Regions from separate parts of the Mus musculus genome. Here regions 1 and 2 are each linked to region 3. The links are chromatin loops, found by intact Hi-C in ENCODE. Cell type or tissue: gastrocnemius. All regions are shown on one strand. Each heading gives the region's core, and the rest is flanking DNA. Links, peaks and the distances in the headings are about the cores only. Region 1 holds the start of Smarca2 (SWI/SNF related, matrix associated, actin dependent regulator of chromatin, subfamily a, member 2). Region 2 has its middle 24 kb from the start of 1700048O14Rik. Region 3 holds the start of Dmrt2 (doublesex and mab-3 related transcription factor 2).

The links. Hi-C counts contacts between places; a loop is a spot of excess contacts. Peaks named below come from ENCODE experiments on the same cell type or tissue, not always from the same donor. Only the 100,000 strongest peaks of a DNase experiment are listed, where the experiment ranks them.
Region 1: a loop joins it to region 3, with 3 times the contacts of the local background. A loop is called at or near these places in 6 of 42 quality-filtered maps.
Region 2: it touches region 3 in a loop (2.2-fold over the local background); 3 of 42 quality-filtered maps call a loop at or near these places.

What each region holds. Positions count from the first base shown.
Region 1 is chr19:26,603,421-26,610,779 of GRCm38, forward strand. Smarca2 (SWI/SNF related, matrix associated, actin dependent regulator of chromatin, subfamily a, member 2) reads left to right here and starts at 1,740. Exons shown (of 33, transcript NM_011416.2): 1 at 1,740-1,813. It overlaps Gm52395 (a long non-coding RNA gene), which reads right to left and starts at 3,090. Exons shown (of 7, transcript XR_003952911.1): 1 at 2,731-3,090; 2 at 1,829-2,629. In gastrocnemius, for the core only: a CTCF peak has its summit at 3,407 (motif pointing left); DNase peaks (open chromatin) are centred at 2,492, 3,038, 3,400 and 3,802; H3K4me3 peaks cover 2,500 bases; H3K27ac peaks cover 2,500 bases.
Region 2 is chr19:26,018,865-26,026,223 of GRCm38, forward strand. No RefSeq gene overlaps it. Among named protein-coding and RNA genes, the nearest start is that of 1700048O14Rik, 24 kb to the right of the region's middle. In gastrocnemius, for the core only: no CTCF peak of the experiment used is centred there; a DNase peak (open chromatin) is centred at 3,561.
Region 3 is chr19:25,669,307-25,676,665 of GRCm38, forward strand. Dmrt2 (doublesex and mab-3 related transcription factor 2) reads left to right here and starts at 3,105. Exons shown (of 4, transcript NM_145831.3): 1 at 3,105-3,452; 2 at 4,110-4,670; 3 at 6,245-6,347. The coding sequence starts at 4,146. It overlaps 2610016A17Rik (RIKEN cDNA 2610016A17 gene), which reads right to left and starts at 2,933. Exons shown (of 2, transcript NR_045347.1): 1 at 2,772-2,933; 2 at 1,828-2,139. In gastrocnemius, for the core only: a CTCF peak has its summit at 4,581; a DNase peak (open chromatin) is centred at 4,683; H3K4me3 peaks cover 2,500 bases; H3K27ac peaks cover 2,500 bases.

The DNA of each region.
Region 1 (7,359 bases), core at 2,367-4,866, 930 kb after region 3:
CAAATAGCAGCACCTTGGAAAACTATAAAACTCTAGGCTTGTGTGATTGCTCTCCCTGCTTGCCTGCTCCATGCAGTGGAGCCTTGGTAGTGCTTCCTCCCAGGCCTGGGCCAGTGATGTAAACTCTTCCTAATGAGCACACAGGAATCTGACATTGTTCCCGTTGCTCCTTGTCATCAACATACCCAGTACCTAAGCTTGAGCATCCTTAGAATAGCACTTCACACCCAGTGGCTCTCACAGTCAATTCTGTAAAAGTATAAACCATCTTAAAATAGGATTTTACCCCAGGGTGGGAGGGATCCTCAACCAAATAGTCACAGTGCACTTTGAATGACTAATTTACGCCATTACATTGCAAAATAAGGAATAGATCATACTTTTTCATAACATGACCACATAGGAGCAGTTTTAATTTTAAGAGTCAAGCACCTACATTAATCTGAGTCTAATATAATAGGCCTCTGATTTAAAATCTCCTAACATTCTTTCACACTTCATAAAACTAAAAATAAAACCGCCTCACCAAATAGTGACCTAGGGTCCGGCAGACATACTGTATTTCAAGGAAAACTGAAACACTAGCTCTCCAAACCACTACGTGCAGGCAAATTGCAGTTTGTAGCCTTAATTGGTCTTAAATGTGGGGTGGAAGAGAGAGGAGACTTCGGTCTGTAGAGATTGAGATTTATTTCCCTTTTTAAATCAAAAGCAGATCCCATGGTTCAGCTGCCCCCTGACTCTCCCGCCCTACCCTCGCGGGTCGTTCTCTCCTCCCACATTTTTATGTATATTTTATTCGAAGACGACAGGTGAGGGGAGGTGAAAGTGCTTCGTGCCTTTCCGAAGTAAACAGAGGGGTTAGGAGGGTTTATCTGGGTTTATTTATTTACTAGGCGGCCGGCCTCTCAGCTGTTTCTCTTCTCTGGCATTTGGAAGCTTGCAGTCCTTTAGGGATGAGACAGATTTGGCAAGCTCGCTCTTTGTGCCGCCTCCCTTTTCACTGGGGGCTGGGGATGGGTGGGAAGAACGCAAATTTATGACAGCCTTGAGAGAAACGGGGAGGAGGCGGGGGTCGAAAAAGTTTCAGCTCGTATGATAATGCCCATTCCCTCCCACCCCCGCGGCCAACACTGCCACAAACAGCTTTGGTGCCACCCGGAGCCCTGCCCCCGCCGTCCCCTCCCTTTCTCTCTGCAGGCTCGAGCTGGCAGGCGCAGGCACACTTAAATTCCAGCACGGTCTCCACATTCCCCAGAACTACTACGCTCGATTACTACGGCTGCCCTCCCCTTCGCTTCGGGGGGTTCCCCCAGTCTCCTCGGAGAAGCTCGGAAGGCTACTGCCAGCTAAAGGATGTGCGGCTCCCGAGTCCAGCAGGGCTGCGGGCTGGTTGCTTGTCCTGCGCAGTTTCTCTGCTCCAGGCACAAACACGGCGGAGAGCCGGCGCCTCGCAGACACACACAGATCCACGCATACAGTAGAGCTGTCTAGATCCACATTCTTGCACACCGCCCCCTGCTCCCCCCGCGCGCTCCCGGAGTCGCTGAGCAGGGCGAGTGACAGGAGCGTCCCACCAACCCGCGCCGGGCCGGGCAGGGAGGAGCGGCTCGCGGGGCCAACTGCGGCGCGTCTTCCGGCGCCCGTGGAGGCGGCGAGGGTGGGACGCGGGGCGGAGCCCGAGTTTAGGAAGAGGAGGGGACGGCTGTCATCAATGAAGTCATATTCATAATCTAGTCCTCGCTCCCTCTGTTTCTGTACTCTGGGTGACTCAGAGAGGGAAGATTCAGCCAGCACACTGCTCGCGAGCAAGGTAAATATAACTTACAACTCCTTTCTCTTCTCTCCACGGCTCCGGCCTTACAGCAGCCGCAGCGGCCGCCGAACCCCTTGGGCACCGCGCCGCCTTCGCCCCGGATTATGCATCCTTATCCTAATCATTATTTATTGTGCATGCTGGAAGACCAAAACAAACAGGCGGGCCAACCGCTACAACAACAAAAAAGCCCGCCTCTTCCCCGCGGGCCTCAGGTGGAATGCTCTAACCACAGCTCCCGGGTGGCGATAAAAGAAACAAAGTTTCAACCGAACCTCGCCGTTCTAATAATAACAGTAATAATTACTACTTCGAGGGGGCAAGGAGAAGAAATCCCAACATGTCACAGCCTTGACCCTGGGCAGGTTGACAGTGATGCGCTGCCAACTCAGGGTTGCAACACACTCTCCGCCAGGTTGCATCCCCCCCCCCCTCCTATCCCCTAAAAAGCAGAGGTGGGGAGGGCTAGTGGCAAGAGGAGAGGGGGATTTGGGAACTCCGGGCCGGGGGGCGGAGGGGTTGGGAGGCGGGGGACTGGAAACGCGACAGTTCACCCCGAGCCATCCTCCCCGTTAGAGTTGGAAGGGAACAGGAAAGGAGGGAAGGAGGGTGAGGAGCCCGGGCTGGCGGCAGGGCGCCAACCAACACGGCTGCTATTCGCCTCCCGGGGACTTGTTTAAAGGGCTCCGGCTGCGGGGACGAGAGCAGATCTTGGCGGTAGTAGTCTGGGATGGCGCACTGAGCGGGCGGCGGCCACTACCACAGGGTTGGTGCCTTGGGGCTCCGAGGTGTCACCTCCACTCCCGGGGTTCCCTAGGGCAGGGAAGGGAATGTTGATTGGTGACAGGCCTTTAGGTGAAAGGGTTGGCCCCGGGGGCTATGGCCGTGGCGCCGCGGACCCTCTTGTCTGGTACCTAGAGGCAGCGCGGGCTAGGATGTTGAAGTTCGGGGTGTCCAGCCCGGGTCTCATTACAGAGGGTGGAAGGAAGCCCCAAGGAAAGAGGTCCGAGGTGTCCACTAGGCTCTGTTAGCCTCCCCTCCCCTCTCTGGGTTTGTTTTCTTTTGCTTGGTGTCTTTCCTTGGCAAGCGCCGAGGAAGCTGCAGACGCGGGGCGCCTGGGATGGTCTGAGTGTCAGGGGCGCACAGGGACCCGGGAGAGCCACGGCGGCTGAGGGCTGGGGAGGCCATGATCCGGATAATCCTCTCTGCCTGACTGTCACAACAGGACCCGCACGCACCCGGGCAGCGGCCGCGGCGTTCGCCCGGGAAGGGGAAGGGCTGCAGTGGGGAGGAAACAGGGGGTGGCGAAGGAGGGAGGCGGGGAGAGCCGGTGGGAGCCTCCTCCTAGCGATGACACTCACCCCTTCCTTCTTGCTCCCTGCTTTCGAGTTTGCTTTATTCCCATCCCAACATAGTTCACCCCTTCCCTTGCCTCCTCCTCCTCCCCCATCGCTGGGCTGCCTCCCCTCCCATTGGCGTTGCAAAACAGGGCCACGCCATCTGCATAGGTGTCGCGATGTACTTCCCCAAATCACCGGTCCAGCGCGCCAGCCCCTGGGCGCCCTCCAGCCACCAAGCGCACACCAGCACAGTGCCCCCCGGTGCCCCGCACCAGGCCGCGCAGCCTGGACGCAGTGACACCGCTCCGGGCGGGGCGCAGCGCTGAGGACTCTAGGGGACACCCGCGCTCCGGCCCGGGCGCTCACGCTGGTTTCCGGTACCTGCAGGAGATCGCCGGGTGCGGGTGTCTGCATTCACCCCTGCGGCCTGGATTACATTATTATTTTTTTATACCGGTTGCTATTCGCTGCGGATAGTGGTGAGCGCCGGGCTGGTAGGGCTGCCTGGGGGATGGGGGCGGAGGGAAGTTGGACACCAATCAACCCGGAAAAAAAAAGTTTGGCAGTGCTGCAAGTCGGATGGAGGGGCTGGAGGGGGCGGCGGGCTGGCGTGAGTGTGCAGTGCGCTAGGGACCAGTGAGTGGCGAGCTGCGCGGGCTGCGTCTCTAGCCGGAGCACTCCCGGGAGCCGGACGCAGAGCCGGCTGGGTCTGGCGGCGGGAGGCGGTGGCGGTGCGTGCGGCGGCGAGGGCGAGTGCGTGGCGCGCGCGAGCGGCGGAGAATCAGGAAGTCACCGCGGCGAAGCGCACAGACGTGTTTGATCGCCGTGACATGACGCGCGCGAGGGAGGAAGAGGAGGTGGCGGGGGCCGGGCCGCGGGCGCCGGCCTAAGCCGCGCTGTGCACACCGCTCCCTCGCAGCCCCGGGCGGCGCCAGCTCGAGAGCCCTGGCCGTTCAGCGTCGCCCAGGTAAGGAGCCGGCTCCTCCCGCTGTCGCCGCCGCCGCCCGCTGAGCTTTCTAGGTCTTTCTCTGCCGACCCCCCTCCCATCTTTGGCTCGCCTTCCGTGCAAAGTCAGGCAGGCAATCGATTGCAGGGAAAACTTTCCAGCGGGAGGCACTGCGCGGGGGAGATGGAGGCCTCGCGGGTGGCTGGCGTGGTCAGTTCTTTCTGCTCCAGGTCCGGAGAGAGTGAGTCGCTGTGCCCTGCGGCTGTTGCACGTTCAAACTTCGGGCCTAAATGTGCTTCCAACTCTCGCAGGATTTACTCCACGAAGAAAATAAACACCCCAAGCGGTCCACTCTCTCGCGGGGGCCCTTGGGGGTGTTTAAAGCGAAGGAGGATGGTGTAGGAGGGGAGAGAGCGAGGGCGTAGTGCAGAATCATTCCTCATTCAGTGTCTGCACCGGGTGTTATGTAATTTTAGTGGCACATGGGTGCGAAGCCCACACTGGGCTTCTCCCTCCTTTGTTTATATAACTTTTGGGGAGTTTTGCCAGGCTGTCTCCATTATCCCCTCCTCCCCGGTGCAGTGGAGGTTGGTACTTTTGAAAACAGCAGAGTGACCGGAGTTAGCACTGTTTTATAGAGGTGTCATCATTGTGTCCTTTTTAGTCATCTCGTTGACACAGATTCCTTTGTATGTTTAACAATGGAACATAAGGAAGACGTTAAGTACTCACGTTTGTTCTTTGTGCCTTGTGGTGCTGTTTGAAGTTTCAGTTAATCTTCAGACTTCTTTTCACCTGGCTTGCTTGCCTTGCTGGTGGGAACACCTAAGATGGTTTGAGACTTTCTTCGGTTTGTATAGCACAAAAATCCTCTCCACCACTCAGAAAACAGTGAGAACTCGTCCAGTATAAAATGCCATGGTCGGTGTTATGTGTGCATATACTCACAAACGCACAGTCTAGTGTTTCCAGCAAGGTTTTCCTCCAATTTGTGACTTTACCTGAAGCTGCTCCCTCCCCGGGGACTTGTCAGGCTTCGGGATGAAGTCTAAGTACACACAGTTGAAGGGTTAGGAGGCGTGACTGGGTTGTTTCTTAGGTGGCATTATTATGCAAATGAAGGCACACTTTTTTCTTTTCAGAATCTAATTGCCCTTTTATTCCTCCCGGCTTGCTGACTGGCTTTTAAAATACTACATTTGGATAGTTGAGGAAGGGAGCCCAAAGTGGGGTTGGGGGACTAGGGACTAAGGACAAGAAGGTAATTGGGTTAAAGTGTGCCGTGAACTTGTGTGAAAATGCCATAAGGAAACGCATTGTCTTGTACAGTCAATATACTCTAGGATACGTTTTAAGAAAAAAGAAAACCTTAAGAATAAAATAGCAAAATGGTCCTTTCATCTCAAATGTTTACTACTGAAAAACTGGGAGATATAGAGACACCTGTTGTTAAGGTAGGTTGAGGGGGAAAATAATCCACAGGATAGAGGTAGAGATAGAGATAGCTATAGAGTGCTATCTAGGTTTTGTTGAGGCCTTTTAAAAGTGGGGCCATATTGGTAGAGAATGTTTTTTAAATGAGGTAGGATTTGGGACTGTCAGAACCTTTGACAGGGAGGGAGGGAGAGCCCACCTCATGCAGCCTTTCTCTAGGGACTTGTATCACTCACAGTCCAGCATTGGATCTGACTGCACTCTGGTGTCTCACAGAAAACACCACAGAGCCTGTTCAAAGCAGCCTTAGATCTTTGCTTTTGTTCTTTTGTAAAGTGGGTTTTTTTTTTAAACATTTCTCATCAAGTTTCTTGAAAAAAAAAATGCTCTGCCCAACACCTAAGGCTTAGAACTAACAGCAATAAAAGTGTGTCTCTTGTATGGTTAGTGCTTGAATTCTTTTTTTTTTTTTTTTTATTTAAGTATTCTGACACAGTATACTTAGAAAGTAACCCCTTTGCAGGTAGTTATTTAAAGCTCTGTTTCTTTGTAAGTTGAAAATAAACCGTTCTGCAGGTGGGGGTAAGAGCACATCTTTCTCTTCTAGGGGGCAGCTTGGATAGTCTAGGATACTGTATAATATGTAATATTTTGACGTTTCATTTTAAAGGCGCGCTGTGTTTTGGAGGACCATAAACAGAGAAGTTTCATAAATTATGGAAGTGGGGCTGTCCTCCAGGGGTCCCAGGTTTTTCCCTCCCTTAGAAGTCTTCCTTTGTAAACAAGGCCTTTGTCAACCTTCCTAGGTCAGCAGCTTTCTGCTGCTCTAGAGAAATAATGAATCAGTATTTATGACATTTTGACATGCTGCCATGAAGACTCCTGACTTATCTCAGGCACCACGCTGAGGACTGTTCCCCAGTCTCAGCATTGTGAAGGAGGGCCAGCCAGTCTGGGCCACCAGAAGTTAGGATTCAAACTGTTTCTGCTTAAGATGCTGTGGAAGGAAGAAAACTATGATCCACAGTTCCTCTCTGTGGTAATTTCTAATGAGCAAATGAGCAAATGTCTCTCGTATGAAAAGCCAGATTTGGAGATTGTTTTTTATTTATTTTTCCCTGTCATTGTTCAGAAAAACTATGTGTGTGTGTAACTTTTAATATCTAACTAGTTAATAAAATTATGAGCCATTATATAAGTAATTGGGTATAGATAGTACAGATGTTGGTAATTTATTTGGCAGAGTGTTTGGGAAGTTGTAAGGCCTTTGTTTTTCTCTATACAGAAAGTTGTGACTTTGTGTTAATTAGAGAACACAGGAGTCTAATACTAAGCCTTGCCAGAGTTTGTGAAAGAGCATATTTTTTGCCTAAGAGATTTATTACCAAGTTAAATAGGTTCTTGAAAACTGGGTTTGAAAGACTTTATGTCTCTCTTACTGTTTATTATCTTTATTATTTTCCATATTATTGTTAGTACCTTTTTTTGAAAGTGTGAATATCTGCACTTTCAAGTACTTAAGTTTTTTTTTAATATAATTTAAATACTTGAATAATTATAGTTCAGCAGTTTGTCTAAGGGATCCGATGGAGCCAGTAGCTAAATGATGAGGTTTTAAATATTGACTAGAACCATCTCATTAATTCTCTCACATGATCACCTAGAGTGATGTATTGGATAAGGATGTAAATTCTCATTTTTTTATGTGTTTGCTTTTTGGAGACAAAGCCTTATGTATGCCAGACAGGCCCAGAATTCACAATCTGCCTGCTCCTATATCTTTACTGGAATTACAGCTGTGTATCGCCACACCTGGAGCTAAG
Region 2 (7,359 bases), core at 2,359-4,858, 350 kb after region 3:
AGAAGATGGAAAGATCTCCCATGCTCATGGATTGGCAGGATCAACATTGTAAAAATGGCTATCTTGCCAAAAGCAATCTACAGATTCAATGCAATCCCCATCAAAATTCCAACTCAATTATTCAAGGAATTAGAAGGAGCAATTTGCAAATTCATCTGGAATAACAAAAAACCTAGGATAGCAAAAACTCTTCTCAAGGATAAAAGAACCTCTGGTGGAATCACCATGACTGACCTAAAGCTTTACATCCATCGGAAAAAAAGACAGCATTTTTTTAACAAGGGATGCTGGTTCAACTAGCAGCCAGCATGTAGAAAATGCAAATTGACCCATTCTTATCTCCTTGTACAGAGCTCAAGTCCAAGTGGATCAAGGACCTCTACATAAAACCAGAGACACTGAAACTTATAGAGGAGAAAGTGGGGAAGAGCCTCAAAGATATGGGCACAGGGGAAAGATTCCTGAACAGAACAGCAATGGCTTGTGCTGCAAGATCAAGAATTGACAAGTGGGCCCTCATAAAATTGCAAAGCTTCTGTAAGGCAAAGTACACTGTTAATAGGACAAAAAGACAATCAACAGATTGGGAAAAGATCTTTACCAATCCTACATCTGATAGAGGTCTAATATCCAATCTATACAAAGAACTCAAAAAGTTAAGAGTCCAGAGAAACAAATAACCCTATTAAAAATGGGGTACAGTGCTAAACAAAGAATTCTCAACTGAGGAATACCGAATGGCTGAGAAACACCTGAAAAAAATTGTTCAACATCCTTAGTCATGGGAGAAATGCAAATTAAAACAACCCTGAGATTCCACCTCACAGCAGTCAGAATGGCTAAGATCAAAAAACTCAGGTGACAGCAGACACTGGTGAGGATGTGGAGAAAGAGGAATACTCCTCCATTGTTGGTGGGATTGCAAGCTGGTACAACCACTCTGGAAATCAGTTTGGTGGTGCCTGAGAAAACTGGGCATAGTAGTACCTGATGATCCAGCTTTACCACTCCTGGGCATATACCCAGAAGATGCTCCAACATGTAATAAGGACGCATGTTCCACTATGTTCATAGCAGTCTTATTTCTAATAGCCAGGAGCTGGAAAGAACCCAGATGTCCCTCAACAGAGGAATGGATACAGAAAATGTGGTACATTTACACAGTGGAGTACTACTCAGCTATTAAAAATGATGAATTCATGAAATTCTTAGGTAAATGGATAGAACTAGAAAATATCATCCTGAGTGAGGTAAACGAATCACAAAAGAACACACATGGCATGTACTCACTGATAAGTGGATATTAGCCCCAAAGCTCCAAATAACCAGGATACAATTCTCAGAACTGCCTCCTTTCTTAAACACATACTTCATGAGCTTATGAGTGACTTCAGCCCTCTTTTTCATTAATCATTGTCCAGAATTTTAGTAATCAGATACTTTTCTCTCATTACATTTTTTTTCAGGACATAGATTTCTGCATGGTTTAAAAATATCCTACTTGAGCTGACTTTCAAATGGCTTTGGTAGAAACAATTTGGAGGTTCCTTTGATACTTTGAGAACCGTAATGTAGCAATGACTTCCCAGGGAGCAAGTTAGAAGAAAGGAAAATGAACTTCCCTGTGCACAAACACAGTATTTCTGCGGCAAGCATGAGTCTAACCCTTGGTCACAGTCAGAGTAGGTCAAGGTGACAAGTCACTGAATGAAACTGTTTTGTTCTTGGAATCAAGTCTACACTGTTGGCTCTCAACGATGGTATGCTAGTCTCATAGACTCGTGCCTGCTCCGGACTTTTCAAGAATATGTTCATTTTGTATAGAGGAGGCATTAGTCAGTCAGCATGAATAACAAAATACCACAGACTGGGTGACTTCAACAAGAGATTTCTATTCCTTTACTGTTCTGGAAACTGCTGAGCTTAATACATGGGATAGGACTGGTTTCTTTTAAGGTTTCTTTCCTCAGCTTGTAGGTAGCTGTCTTATCCTCTCTGATTTCAGGTAGACTCCCCTCTGTGCTTGTCTGTGTCCCAATCTTTTCTTAGTTTAGGGTCTTTTCTGTGACCTTTTGAAACCTTAAGTATCTCCTTAAAGGCCTTGTCTGCAAACACAATCACGTTCTAAATGACTAGGCCATTCAGGATTTGGAGGAAGATCCAGTTTAGCCTCTAGCAAGTAGAATCCAGGAAATTTGTATTTTCGGTGGTGTTTCCAGGTAATTTTGATGCAGCCAGGCTTAGGCAGACTTAGAGCCAGTGTCTGATAATCATGGCAAACACCTGCTAGCTCGGCAGCTCTGCCCACTGGCATAACCCTCACATTTCTTCTTCGCAAATGAGAGCTCCTCTGCCAGCTCACTTGAATTTCAATGGGATTGTGACAAATGTGCCCCGGAAGGACTCAGTAACCCAATACCCTGCCTCCTGCAAACATAATCTGAGCTTGTTTATGGCCGGAGTTCTGGGTATCAGTGCAGAGATATTTCATTCCGTATGTTCTCAGAGGCAAAGCACAGGTTGCGCAGCAAAATGCAGATCTGCAGACAGGTTGCAAGTGAAGCTTAGCACACTGGAAAACGGATCAAATGCAGACCTAATTGCCTATAATTTATCTTCTGTGGCCATGATTTGGTCTGCTCTCCCAAATTCTCATTAAATCTTAAACCTTGGGATACACTCCTTTTGTCTCCGAGGAATGGGGTAACACTAACACACGTTTTCTTGAAAATCCAGTCTTCAGTGTGGATTTCCCTTAAATAAATCCTTTCTTTTTGTCACTGTCAAAATTACCCACACAGATGCAAGTAATTCTCGCATAGTGGACGGCATTCTCTCTGCATGTTTCTGGTGGAGGGGGATACAGGGGCAAGGTGGGTAGGATTAGCTTCTCTTGACTCGTCTGATTTGTCTGAGAGAGAGTTTAAGAGCACACCCACCTGCCATTTCTGAGAGTTAGGAAGCAATAAATCTGTTCTTAAGTGGAGATGATATTTTTTTAAATTTTCTTTTTGTGGAGTGTGAACAGTAATGAGTTGTGCCTTCCCTGGCCCAGAGTGTAAAACGACATGTTTCCTTAGCCAGTCCTGCTTGTGACCATGCCTTAAACATTGGCCTACTATTGCTGTTTGAGCATTAAGGTTCAGTTGTTCTCAGTTTTAACTATGTACAAAAAAAAAAAAAAAAAAAAAAAAAAAAAAAAAGGAAAGGAAAGAAAAAAGAAAAAAAGCCAGCCTAGTGATAGGAGCTAACACATTCATCATGTAGAGGGTTTGAAGGTATTTGGAAGCCATCATTAGTGATCGCAACGTCTGTCCTGGACTGTAAGGTAAAGGCAGAGAAGGGAGCCATCCTATTAAGTTCAGAATATTTCACATAGCCAAGGCTGATGCACCAAAAAATACCTTTTAACAGGCCTATTACAAAGCTCTGGCTGCTATCAAGAGATAAGCCTTAGCAGCTGCATTGCTGAAGTGGAAATCCAGATGGAGGCCCCTCGAACCCTTCAAGTTCTGCACACAGAGAGCCAGGAACGGTTGGCAGTGGGTGCTGTCTGGCTTGCTAGGGAGAGTGAGCGAGGCTGTACCTCCCAGCAGGAAGTCCCTGCCAGGCTTGTAGTTTGTGCAGAACCCAAGAGCTCAAGGCAGAGCTGGACAGTACTCTCCTGGCCTGGGTGCGAAGTGAAGCCACATGAGGGACCGTTAACTCTACTAAGGAGCATCCTAGAGAGAGATCGTAGGATGGGCAAGCAGAGTGCTGAGGAGAGCAGGGCACAGAAACTCCAGCATTCTACGGACTGAAAAACACACGTATGTGGAGTTTTACTCCGGAATGTGGGCGATAGGCTGACTCAGGTACATGAACAACAGGTTGGGTGTTGGAGAAATAATCTTATTTTTTAACTTTATCTCTAATAAATTAGTATAAATGTTTCCTTTTAAAATTAATTAATTAATTAATTATTTTGAGATAGTGTCTTAGTTAGGTTTTTATTCCTGCACAAACATCATGACCAAGAAGCAAGTTGGGGAGGAAAGGGTTTATTTAGCTTACACTTCCCACACTGCTGTTGATCACCACAGGAAGTCAGGACTGGAACTCAAGCAGGTCAGGAAGCAGGAGCTGATGCAGAGGCCATGGAGGGATGCTACTTACTGGCTTGCTTCCCCTGGCTTGCTCAGCTTGCTTTCTTATAGAATCCAAGACTACCAGCCCAGGGATGGCACCACCCAACAAGGGGCCCTCTCCCCTCGATCACTAATTGAGAAAATGCCTTACAGCTGGATCTCATGGAGGCATTTCCTCAAGAGAGGCTCCTTTCTTTGTGATAACTCCAGCCTGTGTCAAGTTGACACACAAAACCAACCAGTACAGATAGGGTCTTACAATTTGGCCCAAGCAGGCTAGGATCTCCCTATGAAGTTCTGGTTGACCTTGAATTTATAGCCATCCTCCCTACCTCAACTCCTGAGTGCTGGGATTATAACCATGCCCTACCATGTCTGGTTTATGCTTAGTTTTTGTTAGCATATACTATGAGGTAGTATTCTTCCTAATGGTATTTTTCACTCAGGAATACCCTGTATTTTCACTATAACCACCCCATGGTCCTCTCCTGCCCTTTCCTCTTCCACACCACCTCTCTTCTACTTTCAATTCCTAAACTTCATCCTCTGGGGAAAAGGTGTCCCATTTTGATTCTCTCATTTTAATTCAGTTTTCTCTGCAATGAGCTTCTCCCCCCCCCCAAAAAAAAAACAAAACCTAAACTTTTAGTTTGCCTCCACGCACCATTATCAAAGGCTCAGCAAGTCAGTGACCTTTGCTTTTGTCAAAGTTTTAAAAACATTCAAAGCAGTGACTGTTTCGAACTCATCCTTAACTATTCAGTGATAATAAGACACCTCCAAATTAATCTTGGGTTGATTTTGAAAATACTCTTTCCCAAAGAGATGACTTAGCATTGAAAACAAGATTGTTTCTCAGGTAATAGACTGTTTTATATTATTTCTGAAGTTTGAGAGCATCTCATTTTGGTGGTAAAGGTATTCTGAGAACCATAGACCTCCTACAATGTGGAAATAGCCATGACAATTTGCAATGTTACAAGGACTGTAAATAGCATAAATTTGGTTCTAAAAGTGTTAGGGACATTTTTAATGTTTCAAACAAACTTTCCATCTGTAATTTTTTTATCTTTGTGAAGGATAACTACATGTGCCTTATTGGGTTCAAATCTTTGTTCTGATCAAAGGAGTAAATACTTTTCACTGTTCAGTATTGCAAATATTTTGGGGGTAAATAATAGTATTTAAACTATTCTTTTGGTTATTTTTGTTTTGCCTTGGCTCTGTTCGTTTTAGACATGGTTTCACATAGATCTGTCTGCACTCAAACTTGCTATATAGCCTGGAGTGACCTTGAACTTCCGATCCTCCTGCCTTCACATCCTCAGTACTGTCATGAATTAGCATATCTACTTTATGAAGAGCTGTGAGTCTAATCCAGAGCTTTGTGCTTGCTGAGCAAGTATTCTACAAGCTCTTAAAGTACTTTTTATGAATAGAAGATGTGTAAAGATTAGATTACTAATATATTCTCATTTAGTACCTATTATGGGATGGAAACAGGAACAGCAGGAGTATAAGGTAGGTGAAGATCGGTGTGCACTAGTCACTGAGAAGTGATGTTCAGTAGGATACAGTTAGTTATTCAACAGGGCCCTGTTGAACATTTGCTAGATCCAGATCTCAATTGCTTGCTGCAAATAGAGCACCCCCCACCAAAGATGATGCCCCTGCTCTCTCTTATAGGGAAGTGGTGGCAGGGCTTGTGTGTCCCGAAATGACTAATTCTGGCTGGGAGGAAGAGGGTATGATTGCAAAGTCCATCCTGTAATTTATAGGAATGATGACTAGTACGTAGACGTAGCGACCAATCTCAAGAGCAAATGCATTTCAGGTACAGAGGTCACCTTTACAGATTATATTTGGAAATGGAAAGGACGTCTCAGATGTCAGATCCAGAAGATGGATGTAGAGATATTGGAGAGTAGAGATGTGACAGACTTGCGATGAGCATGGTTTACTACTGTATCCATGTCAGGGTCTCGGGAGAAACAGAAGCAAGAGAGCTCCCTAGGAGCTGGGGGAGACTGAATCTCAGGCTGTATGTTTAAGCCTTTAGCCTCATACTAAAGATGAACTATAGTGCTAGAGAGCTTAACAAGGTCACACAGACGCTAGGTAGAAGTACTCATATTTTGCCTTAGGGTTGCTTGACTCCAAATTTGTAACCTTTTCCTGGTTGTCAGTACAGGGTTGGAGAAGTAATCGGCTTCACCATAAAGGGGTGATGGTTGCAATGTGAAAGACTATGGGTGTGACTTCAGAGGGAATCCATGGAAACAAATCAGACAAAGGAGCCTCAGAGAGAAATAAGGAGGCTGAGGTTCTGGCGGGGGGGGATGCCTGGGGTTTAAGGTAAAGGAGAAATAGATATTTGGGGGGAACCAGAGAAAACAGCTGATGAAGAACCAAAGCTCAGAGCAAGGAAGGAAGGTACAGTGAGAGGCAATGACTCAGCCCAGGGAGAACTGCAGTCTTAGATCAGGGAATTGTTACACTCCAGCTCTGTCGTTTTTTTTTTTTTTTTTTTTTTTTTTCTAGTGACATGACCTTGGATAGTTCTTCCATGGCTTTTATTGCACCCATTTCCCGAGTAGCAGAGAAACCATTCAGATCTGTGCTGGAGACCATCATGACAATTTATTTTCAAGTAGGCTATAAGAAATATTGATGGGATATTCCATACCTTACACACCTCATGTTTAGACTAACTTCCACACTACCTTTGATACAGCCTGGAAATAGGAGTTGTAATTTATGATGCATGCCTTAATTCTAAGCTACTATGTCTGCCTTTTGTTTACAAAACAAGTATGAAAAAGCAGAGGCACAGAGAAGAGGCAGAGCCACTTCCTCCTTGAAAGCACAGCAGGGTAGGTCTGGTGCCTAAGGTATATCCGTGACACTGAATGACTTCAGCCATCCGCCAGTCTCTCACTCTTGTTGGTAGCTTTTGCTTATGGGCTTCACTTGAAGGTCCCTTTTCATTTCTTTAGGAGAAGGTGTCATTAACGCATTGGCTGTCTCTGTGATATTGTGCAGTGCTCTGCACATTTATAGCTTATATAAATATTGAATAATAAATAACTACAAGAGAAGAAGAATATTACAGGCTGGGGAGAGGGAAAGATGCTGAACTCATTACATGAGGGCCAACCTCGGCCTCTTGGCTATCTCCTTCAAAGAGATTTGTTTGCCAGCTGTGTAGAGAAATATACTTTCCATATGATGA
Region 3 (7,359 bases), core at 3,057-5,556:
CATCTGCTTTGGAGATCTCACAGTGTGACTTGTTCTATCCTTGCTAGTTGAAGTTTTCCTATGCCAGGCCAGGAGAAGTTACTCTTCCCAAGATGCTGGGGGGCGGGGGGGGGGGGGGAAGGACAGAAGTCGCATAATCCTTAGGATAAGCAGCTGGAGCCCAGGCGTCCTCACCCCTATTTCTCCTGAACATTTAGTTTACTGAAGAGTTTGTGTAACTCTGGAATCCGTTGGCGGTTCAATAAAAGGCATGGCCATTTATTCCCTCCCCCCCCCGCCCCCCCGAAGAAGCACTCACAATTTCACTTAAGAGTATGGGAGTGTCCTGGACTTCCTGAAGTTTGTCCTAGGGTAAATCCCCACCTTCCTCGCTAGAGCCATCTCACTTTCCAGCCGCTGGTGGGAAAGTGGTTCCCTGGAGGGCCTCAAGACCAGAGGATGTAATTCAACAGGCTCTTGGTTACAGCTGCGTGTCCTGAAGCTCACAGATGGTGGTATAAGGAGGGAGGTCACACAGAGGAAAGAGATGAAGTGGAGGGGAAGGGGATCCCTAGATAGCAATGAAGTTATTGCCCTTTGTTCCCCCCACCTCACCTGTCCTTGGGGTGCTGGAGAAGATGTCCTTCCCAGAGGGGAGTATCCACCTGCTAGAGGTCTAGCTAAGCCTGTAGGCTGGCTCTTCAGCACCCCTTTTCTAGTCTGCCCACCATAGAGAGCCTGGTCTTTGCCCTATAACACTCCCAAGGGCTAGTCCCCTGTCTTAGGGCTCCCTATCCCCAAACCCCATTTCCCTGTTTTGGCCTCATCTGACTGGTTCATACACAGGAATGTTATTTGTCTCCTCCTCAAGTGATGTTTAAAGTTTGGCCCAGTACAAAGGCTCCTGGGCTCCCTAGTCCTGTTTACTTTCAGTTCAGGAAACAGCTACTCACAAGCTCCCCTCCCGGCTCTACTCTCTGCCATCTGGTAGCAAGCGAACCCATTTTCTCAACTTTGTTAATATTTAAAATTACTTGCGAAGGGCTAATTATCTTCTATCTTCTTAGGGGCTATACAAGCCATGAATAAAAACCTAGCCCGTTATCCACATGATCTGGCAGGGTAGAGTGGTGGAGTTATAGTTCATTTTCAATCGGAGGGCAGATGCGCACAGACTGCCTGTTTGCAAAGGTAGAAGACTGTCTCCTGTGTGTGTGTGTGTGTGTGTGTGTGTGTGTGTGTGTGTCTCGGTGTTGCTCTCGTGGAAGAAAACTCAGCATGATTTGACAAAAACAAAACAACACACAAAAGACCAGTGCCTAATCCTGTCATGGAGGCTCTAACCCTAACTCCAAGTGCTAACATCTGAAGGGTTGCAAGACAGCTAGGGAGCTACGAAAACAAAAACAAAGCAACCACAACAAGAACAACAAATAACCAAGAGGCCGTGGCAAACCAGCTGCGACCATTTCCGGCTGAGAGCCGAGGACTCCTCACTCTGTCCCTTCAGGGCAGAGGGCTATCCTGGTCCAAGGTTCTTGACCAGGTCCCCAGCTTTCCCGAAGGACAATGGGAATTTCAGGACTCCTCACTTTCATCACTGGAGAAAACGAAGGTTAGAAAACACGTTTCTACTGTAGTCAAGAACTTAAACGCACCCACCCAGGTTAGAAAAAAAATTAGGCGAGTTAAGTTAGATAAGGAAGACCACAAATGAGGAAACTAGGGGGTGCTGAGGAACCGGTACCAAGGATTAGTTCCCCCGCTGCCTCAGTGGGGAGCCTTGAAGCTAACAAGTCGCCCCTCAAGGCCCCCAGAGACACTGAAAGAAAAAAATCTACAGGAACATATAGAAAGTCATCTTTATACATTAACTGGATATTAGGAAGCGTTCAACCTCACAAGGGCCTGAGAATACCTGCGCTTCCGGCAGGGAGGCAGGCAGGCAGGCAGCTGGTCTTTGTTCTCACTTAGGCGAGCTTGGTTGACTTGGAATTTTCTGACAGGTTCGGATTAGAGGAAAAGAATCAGCTCCGAAATTTTCTCCCATCAACAGATATCCATCGCCACTGTAGCGCGTGCCCAGGAAATCGACAACCTGTTTTCTGATGTGTTTTCTAACCCGCTCTTCCTGCGGAGGGCTGGATCTTAAGGAGAACCCTTTAAAGAAGCATCGATGGGATTTTTAAATTTAGCTTAAGGTAATAGACTGTCGCGTTGCTTAAAGGACTTCTCTATTATTCGTGGGAAATTTGACTTTGTTTCAAACATTTTTGTGAAGGGTATTTTGAGAGAGAGAGAAAGAGAGAGAGAGAGAGAGAAGAAAGTTAGTTTTCTTGATAATCACTCATTCACACATGCTAAAAGGCTGCTACGTTTTAAAAGTTTTTGTATAAATGCTTGCTTAGATTGAATATTTTTTTGTATCTAAAATTGCTAATGGCGTGGTTTATTTCTATTTGCTCCCAGAATGGACTGTGCTATCCACTGATAACAGGAAACCGTAGATGGGCTGTAGTCGTTGCTGCCACCTGCCTCGCAAGCTCTATGGAAGTAAGGAACTGCTTTGCACCTCGGAGTTATCCACAAACTACAGATATTTGTAAGACATCTGGGCGCTGACCAGCAAGATAAACATGGACTTGTTCGTGCGGAGAGAAGGATGCCAGAGTGCCCACTTTAGAGTGGCCTCTTCTCTCGGCCCAACTGCCGGTCGATGGTTAAACACCGGAGATTATGATATCATCGATAGAAATCAACGCTAACCTTTCTGATCTCTACCCCTTAGTTACCTTCTCGAGAACAACGCGATGTATAAGAGTACGAGAATCAGCTTGTTCTCTAGTCGGCGAGATAAAAGGCGACTGCTCCGCCGCAACCACTGCCCACATTTTTAGGTTTAGCTTCTGGATCAGGGACCCGGCTGCAGCGAAGGCTGGCGGGTGGACTCCGGCGGCGCAGTAGCGCTAAAGGGAAGCTTCCACTGGGCTGAGGAGGAGGGCGCTCAGCCCTAGTGCTCCGGCCAATCGGCGTGCACACCGCCTGAAAACCAACCAATCAGAGGACGCAGAGCTCGGGGTGGGGGTGGGTGGTGGATAATACTAGGAAGGGGAGCTCAGGTCCCCGACTGCAGTGAGTGTCTCTGCGCCGAAAGCAAGCAGGGTGCGCCTGAGGCGGAGTCCTGGGTCCGGGCCGGACCTTTTCCGTCCTCTTTGGACCAGAAGTGGGAAGTGAAGTGAGGCGATCCAGGGTGCAGAGGACCGAACAGAACTTTGCAGAATTTGGAATGTACGGGGTGAGGTTGCTGAGGCCTTGACTCGCCTCCGGCCTCTGTCCCCCGGTCGCCATCCAGTGGGCTCCCGCCTCCTGCTCTCAGACCCAATTCTGTTTGCTCCCACTGCCTGCAGCTCCGGGGGACAGATCCTGAAGCTGGCTCTCTTTTAACTGGGTTGCTAGCCTGAGCCTGGTTCTTGGTGAGTGCTGTGTTGTCGCCGCTGCTCGGGAGCCAGGGAGGGCACGGGGCGTGACTCTTCACTACGGCTTCTTTCTGTTTCTGGTTGTCTTGCCTTAAAGATGAAAATCAAGTTCCCTCAACCTTGTGCGGCTCAAGCACTACTGATACCAGACCAGCTTCTTCAGCTTCATGGCTGTGTCCCCCACTCCCTGTGTGTGTCCTATATAGAGCATCGGTTTAGGGGAACCGGAGGGACGAGAAGACCTCTCTAGAGTCTTTGTGGTGGTGTAGGTCAATGAGAGACATTTGGAAAACGAGGTTTCAAGGTCCCTTGTAATAAAAGGAAAGATAGTTGTACCTTCGACATTTTTATATTTATCATGGCCATGTTAACTGGCTGTGGAAAAGCCTGACAAGTGGCTTAAACTGGCCAGTTAGTAAGGTCAGTGGGTGACTTGTCTGGAAAGGCAGACAGGACTCAGGTTAAAGGTCAGGTGCACAGACCACTTAGAATTAGTAAAATACAAGCTTCGTTGAACTGTGGATCTCGGGTGTGGCCTGTAGAAGAAAACTGAGTAATTCAAGGGGGAAAGCTGGCCTTGCAGAAATTCTGGGCCGAGTCTCAGAGAGGGTCCCTAATTGCGACGGGTCTTTAGGCCTTTTTCTGTCTCCCTAGCGCGCGGGCAACCGAGCCGAACGACAGTCTAGTGTCATGACGGAAGGGCAGGCAGTCCCGGGAGTCGGGGACTGGGAGATCGACGTGGAAAGCCTAGACCTGGAGGAAGATAGCTGTGGGACTCCACTGCGGGCCACGCCGCCGCAGGAACCCAGTCCGGCGGCGGCCGATGGGGAGGAGGACGAGGACGAAGAAGAGGAGGATGAAGATGTGGAGGACGAGGGTGACGGCGAGGAGCCCGGCGTGTCCTCGGAGGTGCCAGGCCGGCCAGAGCAGCCCGGGGGACTGGCACCCAGGCCACCGCCTGCTGCTCAGGCGCTGCCAGCCGCCGCCGCCGCCCCTGAGCGCGGTGCCACCGCCGGTGGCGGCGCAGAGCCGCGCAAACTGAGCCGCACACCCAAGTGCGCACGCTGCCGCAACCACGGCGTGGTATCCTGTCTCAAGGGCCACAAGCGATTCTGTCGCTGGCGGGACTGCCAGTGCGCCAACTGCCTGCTGGTGGTGGAGCGCCAGCGTGTCATGGCCGCCCAGGTGGCGCTCCGGAGGCAGCAGGCCACAGAGGTGGGTGCCGACAGGCTGGGGATAGGTCTCCAGGGTGCGCGCCCAGGCAGGATGAGGGAGTCCCTTACAGCAAGGAGCTGGGCTTCCACTCACACAACCCAGTGACCCTCGATCTCAGATCGCCTGGCAGGAGAGGTTCAGACACTGTCTCGCTAGCCTGCGGGGTTCCGGAGGGAAAGCCGTGGCCTTCGATGCAGAAAGTGCTGAAAAAGTCTCCTATTCAAAAAGCATTGAGAGGCAAAGGAATTAGGTCCATTTGGGACATCGCGGAAAAGTCAATAAAAATAAATATTTTCGGGTTTAGTTTTGCAGGTGGTTGGGGAGGGAGGAAGGTGGTTGACAGAGCGGTTGATGTCCAGTCAGGATGAAGCAGCACGCGGTGCTGTCACTGTGTGTCGCCCCACCTTGATACTTAGGCAGAACTTGATGCCCATTTTCCGGATGAGACCAATATGACAGCGGAGTTAAGGGCCCCTCAGTCCAAGGCTATTGACTATGTGACCTGCCAGAGAATGCTTAGAGGTCTTAGCAGTCCCCACGGTGCGGTGCGGTGCGGTGCGGTGCGGTGCGGTGCGGTGCGGTGCGGTGCGGTGCGGTGCGGTGCGGTGCGGTGCGGTGCGGTGCGGTGCGGTGCGGTTCTGTTGTGAGAAGTCAGGATTTCTCCTAGAGAGACTTTTGAACCCTGGAGTTTATACTTCCTCTTGTTGCTTTGGGGGAAGTGATGCAGGTTTCACAGAATCTCCTCTCAGACCTGAGGTTAGGCAAAATGTTGAATTCTTTGTTATCGTTATTCCTGTGATTGTTTGATTGTTTTCCCTGGCCGAGGTGGCCTTTAGGCAAGTGCTCTGCAATTGATCTTCTACCCGGGTTCCCCGGGAAAACTTTCGATTTGACTTCCCCTGCAGATAGGTGCTGGGAGGTAGTTAGGTCACCGAATATAGTGGGTGACTCCAAAGGGAACCTGCTCAAACTCACCAGACGGGCTTGGGGAACCTCAGATGGCCCTGGCTCTGGGTTCAACCTCTTTCCTAGATGGGCTAGTTGGGAGTAACCTGGCAGTGACCAGAGGACTCCCAGGCTGGTGTCCCTTAAGAGTTTTTTTTTCTGCCTTCACGTATACCACCTCCTCCAGAGAACTAGATAAATACAGAAGACCCCCCTCAAACTCTGGCACCCCATAGTGTCTACTCCACCTAGGGGAGAAACCACCCTGTATTTTTTTTTTTTTTTTTTTTTTTTTTTGGTCCTCAGAGGCAGTTAATATTCTGCCTAATGGGCATCAAGTTCTGCCTCAGTGTCAAGGTAGGGTGACAGCCTGGGCACTTTCACACTGAGGAGGCAACCATCCCCCCACCCAATCTTTCTAGGCTCTGTTCTTAAAGTCTCCTTGACTGTGGGTCTCACCTCCCTCTCTACACGTGTTCTCAGCTTCGTGAGATTAAGAGGCACTCCCGTTAATTATTTTGGAATGATTTTTTTCTCATAAGAGTTGGCAAAACAAATGCGTTAAAGGTTGGGGTGGTTTCAGAGGCTTTCTGGATGCTGCTCCTCACAGTTGTTTCTTGAATTTACAGGACAAGAAGGGGCTTTCTGGGAAACAGAACAATTTCGATCGGAAAGCAGTGTACCAGAGGCAAGTCAGGGCGCCGAGTTTGCTGGCCAAAAGCATTTTAGAAGGTAAATATAACTTCAAGTTGTCCTTTGGCTTTTAAAAACCGAGTTGAGAGATACTTAATATTTCCATGCATGATCTATATATTAGCCCAGGAAGGAGCAAATTTTCATTAGAAGTTTTCCTTGGGGCAAAAAACTCACAGAGATTTTGGCCACTAAGACAGTATTATCCTCCGCTGTTACACCTGGTGAAATTTACCCAAGTGTGAGCGACATAGAAAAATTCACTGTCAAGTGATCCTGGAACACCCCCCCCTCCCCCGCCCCCGCAACTCTCTTAGTTATTGAAGGAGTTTAATGGGCAGAGTAAACTAAGTAAGGTTATAGCTACTGTGACCAAGCGTCTCCTCTAGCCTCAGGTTTCACTCTTTAGCGTGCTTTTCCTCTTTGGAAGTTTAGCCGGTTGTTACCTCTCCACACTTCTACCTTATGGCTTCTGTCAGTCAAGGCTGCAGACTGGGAGAGGCTTTGGACCAAACAAGCAAACTGCTTGCTGCTAGTTAACTTCTCCCCTTGCCTTCATTTCCCACAAGCCCTAGAGACACGCTCATTTTTCTTAAAATAGTGACGATTTTCTAAAGCATGGAGTTTATTTATCGATGGGCTAAGCACTGCACTGGCCATTGTCATTTTTCCTTTCCCTTTATCTAAAGTGAAGCTACATCCACTTTGATCTGCTTTAAACTACCCCTTCCTACAGCTCAGCTTAGAGAAAGAAGGGCTTAGCGGTCAGTTGAGGATTTCTTTTTCTTTTCTTCCTTTCCTGTGAGTCTTCTGAGTTTAGCTGATCCGGGACAGGTTTAAAGTGTGTGTCTCAGCCTGTGCTGTGCACTTCTGACCTTAGAAAGAGTTCCTGAGGACTCAAAAGTGAGTTTGGTTACAAAGCCTGCAAACATCTACAGGCATAGGAACCTCATTGATGAACTGAGATTTTTGCCAAAGCAAGTTGAGACACTCCACGTCTCAATGGAAAAGTCAACTCAAGTAAATAACTTTTTGCCAAACACTTAGCCTA